Regions from separate parts of the Homo sapiens genome. Here region 2 is linked to region 1. Evidence: chromatin contacts called from ENCODE Hi-C or POLR2A ChIA-PET data. All regions are on one chromosome and are shown on one strand. The core of a region is the stretch at or near the end of the contact, and the rest is flanking DNA. Distances in the headings are between cores, read along the strand shown.

Evidence for each region. Hi-C counts contacts between places; a loop is a spot of excess contacts on that map. ChIA-PET counts read pairs that join two places held with the same protein, here RNA polymerase II (POLR2A). Pooled maps may share reads with other maps.
Region 2: a map with no recorded cell type shows a loop between it and region 1 (3-fold over the local background). The contact joins two enhancer-like sites. A Hi-C loop is called at or near these places in 2 of 37 single-sample maps with no recorded cell type and 4 of 50 pooled maps. POLR2A ChIA-PET finds 5 or more read pairs at or near these places in 3 of 52 experiments (CD8-positive, alpha-beta memory T cell, HEK293 and WTC11).

The regions. Positions count from the first base shown.
Region 1 is chr6:149,209,193-149,212,112 of GRCh38, reverse strand. No RefSeq gene overlaps it. Among named protein-coding and RNA genes, the nearest start is that of TAB2-AS1, 47 kb to the left of the region's middle. Within about 2 kb of position 1,537, at least 5 of the 41 ENCODE cell types and tissues checked have a DNase peak (open chromatin) inside an H3K27ac peak, as active enhancers do.
Region 2 is chr6:149,466,963-149,469,882 of GRCh38, reverse strand. The region is part of intron 2 of ZC3H12D (zinc finger CCCH-type containing 12D); the gene reads left to right. Among named protein-coding and RNA genes, the nearest start is that of ZC3H12D, 17 kb to the left of the region's middle. Within about 2 kb of position 1,547, at least 4 of the 41 ENCODE cell types and tissues checked have a DNase peak (open chromatin) inside an H3K27ac peak, as active enhancers do.

The DNA of each region.
Region 1 (2,920 bases), core at 288-2,787:
ATATGTGGCAGAGATTCTTCATGCTCACCCAGTGGTCAGGTGTCCCTCTCCCTTTCCAAGCCTTCATGGGCCAGGTGGGTCTTGGACAATTCTGGCCAATGGGAAAATGGACAGGAGTGAGATGAACATTTCTAGGTAGGCCTGGCACTGAAAATCTTCCTGTGGATCCTCTAGCTCTCTTTTCCCTTCTATGATGATCATGGAGACCATGTGCTGTAGTTGGAATATATTTAAGATGGAGGAGGGCCGCCCAATTTGTATCAGGCACTATGTGATCAAGAAGTAAGTCTTTATTGCATTAAGCCATTGAGATTTCTTTTTTTTAGAAAACTGTTACTGACAAAGCCTATCCCAACCCAATTAATACATAAATCAAATGATATCACCTTATCAGGGAAGACAAGGTCCTTTATAAGTCCCCAGAGATAGCAGACGCCAGAAGGAAATAGAAGAGTTATCTATCTCAGAGCTGTCTAGACAAAGGTCTGCTTTGACTTAACAGCAGAGTCTATACATCTGTAGAAATTTCCAGAGGTCTTTGCATTTAGTTGTTATTGTGGACTATAGTATATTTCTTTGAGGCTTTCAACCATCAGCTAGCAGTCAAAAGAATGACCATTTATGGTCATTTACTCATGTGCTGGCATTTCCCAAGGCCACATTCGCCTATGAGTAAACAGTGGTTGTGATCACAATAGCCTCCCACGGTTCCCTATCTCTTTTTGCTGCCCAGTGGTACAGGTCCTGTTATGGGGCATCTCTATAGGATGCCTCCCATGCAATACTGAACAAGTCTGATCATCTACAGCTCTCAAATGTCATGCTCATTTGTTCTCTTCTTTTGTGGCAGGCCCCTCCATGGGGTACTAGGTTTCTGCCAGGTATTCCTTCCTGCTCACCCTGTACATGCCTATTGCTGAGTCTGTCTGAGGCCATCAGGGACCACCTGTAGTTCGGCGTTACTTCCGTTTTTGCTGGGCACAACCGGTAGATAAACTTAGTGAGAACACAGTGCTGTACTCAGACTTACTTCCTCCTACAATGACTAAGTCAAGTCATCTGTCTCTCATTTTCTTCACTTTTAGAATACATTTTATCCAAGAGACTTTTGTCAGGTCCACCTCACCAGTTTTCCAGATACATGCCAGACACGTTGAATCTAGCCCTATTTATGAGGCAAACAGTGAGCCCTGTGACACCTGTAATTATCATTCTCTTAAACATTTTGTTAATGTTGATGTTAGAAGTTTACTAAGCTTCCTAGGAGATTCTTAACCATTTTTCTTCACTCTTTGACTCTCTTTGGCCTAGGCCCTTCCCATTTTGTCTGCATGACTCCAGGAGGGACAGTGCAATTTGGAGATTAGGAAACAGATGACTAGGGACTCTGGGTCCCCTCACTGGGCCACAGTCTGGATAACACCTTCCTGCTATCTACCCACTACAAATAGAGCCCCAGACTTAGTGTCACACTCTGAATCTGGGGTTATGTCTCGAGGACTCCAGTCCTTTTCTGCCCATTTCTACAACATATGACTCATCTAAATCTGCTCCCTGCAACCACAGCTAGCAACAAGCTGGTCTGAGAAGGCTGGCTTTGCATGGGATTGTCTCTGTTGTTTGTCAGTCTATTTAAAACACTCAGTACAATTGTCAGGAAATATGCTTTGACTGCCTGGAAGAAAAGCAGGAGTAGTAAGCAAGTCAGTGCTTTGAAAAACCTACAAATATCTAAGAAGCCCTCTCAATCACCTTTTGTTTATATCCAGATATGCAGAGCCTTATTTGACCTATTTCCTCATCAGCAATGGATGTGTTTTATTGAGGTCCTCCTACGTGCAAGACATTCTATAAAATTCCTTGCATGTATTTTCTCATTTTTCATGAAAACTGTGTTGACTAAATGTTATCTCTGTTTGGCAGAAATGGAGATTGAAGTTCAGAGAATTTAAGTACAAGTAGTAGATGGCAATGCTGAGACTGAAACCCAGGTTTATCTTTTTCTTAAGCCTATGTATTTTTTTAAAAACTATGCTGTGCTGTTGTAGATGAAAGTTTCTAATCACTCCAGCACTACTTATCTACCCTGTGCAGCTATGCCTGGGCTTACTATAAATGTTCAGAGCAGTCTTGAGCCCTTTCAGCTCTGTCTCTTCCATGCCCTCTGCCAATGTGGAGGGGTAGATGAGCCTCCTCCTTCTTACTGGTCTTGGACAGCAGGAGTAGGAGTGAGGATTAAAAATAATAGATCAAATGCACTCACACATCTCCCAAGAACGAACAGTAGGATATGGTTTGGATATTTGTCCTGCCCAAATCTCATGTTGAAATGTAGTCCCCAGTGTTGGAGGTGGGGCCTGGTGTTTGAGCCATGGGGGCTGATGCCTCATGACTTGGTGCTGTCCTCACAATAGTGAGTGAGTTCTTATGAGTTCTGGTTGTTTAAAAGTGTGTGGCACCTCCCCAACCCCTGACTCTTTCTTTTACTCCCACTGTCACCATGTGAGATGCTTGCTCCCCCTTTGCCTTCTGCCATGATTGTAAGCTTCCTGAGGTCTCCCCGGACATCATGCAGATGCTAGCACCATGCTTCCTGTACGGCCTGCAGAACAGTGAGCCAATTAAATCTCTTTTCTTTATAAACTACCCAGCCTCAGGTTTTCGTTTTTTTTTTTTTTATATATAGCAATGCAAGAATGGCCTAACACACAGTAATTCTCAAAAATATCACATTTGGAAAGAGTGGCATATTTCCTAACATGAAACACCCTCTGCATGGATTTCCCCCATCCACAGTGTAACATGTAAAGCAATTACTTAGTCAATGGGTAGTGCCATTACCTTCTTTATTCACATGCCTGCTTCAAAATTCTCCACTCTTTCATCTCTACCTTCCCCCTTCTATGTCCAGGAAATAAGA
Region 2 (2,920 bases), core at 298-2,797, 260 kb before region 1:
CCCAGAGGCGGGCTCTGGCTGCAGTTGACAAGCCCTGGACTTGTCAGCTGCAGGCAGGTGTGAGGCCCCACTCCCTTCACAGGGACCCTCTGCAGGGCTGGTGCCCAGGATGCCCTCAGGGTGCCACATGTGCCTCAAATAGTAGCTCTCATGGACTAGCAGCCCAAAGACTGATTTCTCAGTGCAGTCTCCATACCTTAAAGGTAGGGCTGTGTGTGTGTTTCCGTGAGAAAGAGAGGGACATCAGCTCGGGTCATTCAGCTGAATACCTGAGTCCATAGATACCTGGCTTTAAGAATAATGTCCAGCAACTTTTTAAAAAGAAGGCAGCTTTCATTGAAAGCGTGTTCAAAATGGCATCATGGTGTGTGGGAAGAGCATGAATTCTCACGAGCCAACAGTTGCAGCATTTTCTTTTTTTTTTTGAGATGGAGTCTCGCTCTGTCGCCCAGGCTGGAGTGCAGTGGCGCCATCTCGGCTCACTGCAAGCTCCGCCTCCCGGGTTCACGCCATTCCCCTGCCTCAGCCTCCCAAGTAGCTGGGACTACAGGTGCCCGCCACCACGTCCAGCTAATTTTTTTGTACTTTTAATACAGACGGGGTTTCACCGTGTTAGCCAGGATGGTCTCGATCTCCTGACTTAGTGATCCACCCGCCTCGGCCTCCCAAAGTGCTGGGATTACAGGCTTGAGCCATCGCTCCCGGCTGAGTTGCAGCATTTTCTTGCCTAGGGTGGGCAGACTCACAAGTGCCCAGCCTGTTTTACATTCTGTAGGCAAATCTAGAAAAGGCGGGATTCAAAGTACAACCTTGGGGGGAAAGCACCTGATAATTTCACATCCTCTTACTGCCCCAGAGTAGGGTTTCATGTAAATGTGTCCTCATTTTGGAGTGCACAGGGCTTTTTGCTTTGGCTGTTGTTTACATTTTTACACTCTCAGGACACTCTGCAGGCTCTGGTTTGTGCTGGAGTAAGGGATCTCCAAGGAAGAGAGAGATCAGGCTTGAAATCATACCTCTCAGTTTTCATCATGCCCCCCTCAGTGGGTTCCCAGCAGGCAAGAAAGAGAATGGTGGGGGTTTATGACCGGGCTGGGGGTCAGACCTGCTTCTGAGACCCTGACTCTGTTCTGTCTGACGTTAGCCTTGGGCTCCTGCCTGTCTGCACCCATTTCTTGTAAGGCGAAAGCTCCCAGATCAGCCCCTGCTCACGGTCTCTTTCCCCTGCCTTGAGCTGGGGAGAGATCTCCTGGTGAGAAGGGTCAGAGTGTTTGCAATTGAACCCCCAGTAAGAAACAGAGTGGCAAGAGCAGCTTCCCTTCACATCTCAGACCCCTGAGGAATCATTGCTCCTCTCTTTCCTCCTGCCCATAGCCACAACCTTCCTCCATATGTGACTGCTTTGGGAGCCCCTAGCCTCTGCAGGAACTACTTGGCAATAGTCAAAGATGCAGTGGTGTACAATTGGATTGTCTAGTTACTGAAACTGGCTGGCACTCTGATTGCAGCTACCCCAGGCACAGTTGTCAGGCAGGCAAAATTTGCCTTGGGTGCCAACCCACTTCCTCTTTGTACCTTTGGTTATTCAAAACTCCCATCTCTGGTGGGGTGCAGTGGCTTATGCCTGTAATCCTAGCACTTTGGGAGGCCAAGGCAGGCGAATCACCTGAGGTCAGGAGTTTGAGACCAGCCTGACCAACGTGGAGAAACCCCGTCTCTACTAAAAATACAAAATTAGCTGGGTGTGGTGATGCATGCTTGTAATCCCAGCTACTCGGGAGGCTGAGGCAGGAGAATCGCTTGAACCTGGGAGGTGGAGGTTGTGGTGAGCTGAGATTGCGCCATTGCACTCCAGTCTGGGCAACAAGAACAAAACTCCGTCTCAAAAACAAACAGAAAACAAAAACAAAACTCCCAGCTCCTGTCTCCTTTTCCCAGGGCCTGGCTCTCGGCTTGCTGCCTGATGAGCTGGTTCACAGTGTTGGTTAATAAGGGCATGAGGTGCCTTTTCTAAGCATGAGCATTTAAACTGTGGGTTACTATTCCTCCAAAAGAACTGCCATCTGGATCCTGAGGTATAGATGGAGTTGGGGGGAATCAATGGTCTTTGGGAGACTAGGGAGGAAGAGTTTTGCAGCCTAAGGGGTCAGGCTTTGAGGGCTGCCCCTAGATCAGAGAGATGGACACATTGTTTTGCTTCAGTTTCCTCAAGGGTAAAATGGGGACAAGGTCACTTCCTCAAGGGCTTCTTGTAATGATTAAATGAGGCAAAACGTGCAAAGTGCCCTGGCAGACAGAACCCTCTACAGATCTTAAAAATGAGCTCCAAGGCCAGGCGCAGTGGCTCATGCCTGTAATCTCAGCACTTTGGGAGGCCAACATGGGAGGATCACCTGGGGCCAGGAGTTCAAGACCGGCCTGGGCAACATAGCCAGACCTCATCTCTACAACAAATTTTTAAAATTAGCCAGGTGTGGCAGTGCATACCTGTAGTCCCAGCGACTTGGGAGGCTGAGGTGGGAGGACTGCTTGAGCCTGAGAGGTTGAGGCTACTGTGAGCCATGATTGTACCATTGCACTCCAGCCTGGGTAACAGAATGAGACTCCATTTCTTAAATAAAAAAAAAAGAGCTCCAAGAAGCAGGGGTGATGTCTTTTCTTAGCATGCAGTGCAGAGCCTTGTAGTAGATATTCAGGAATTGCACTGAGTCTGTGAAGGAACGTGCAGATGAGTGGATGCCTTTGGTGTGTGCATTCCTGTCTGTGTGCTGGGGAGTGGGCTCCCAGGGCGACTGAGAGCTCTGCCAGGGTCCAGGTTCCCTTCCTGTCTCTCACCACTGAACACTGCCTCCTACACCCACCAAAGGTGTCAGAGATGGCTTGTGAATGGTTAAATGCAAATATGGAAGGAGACCCTGAA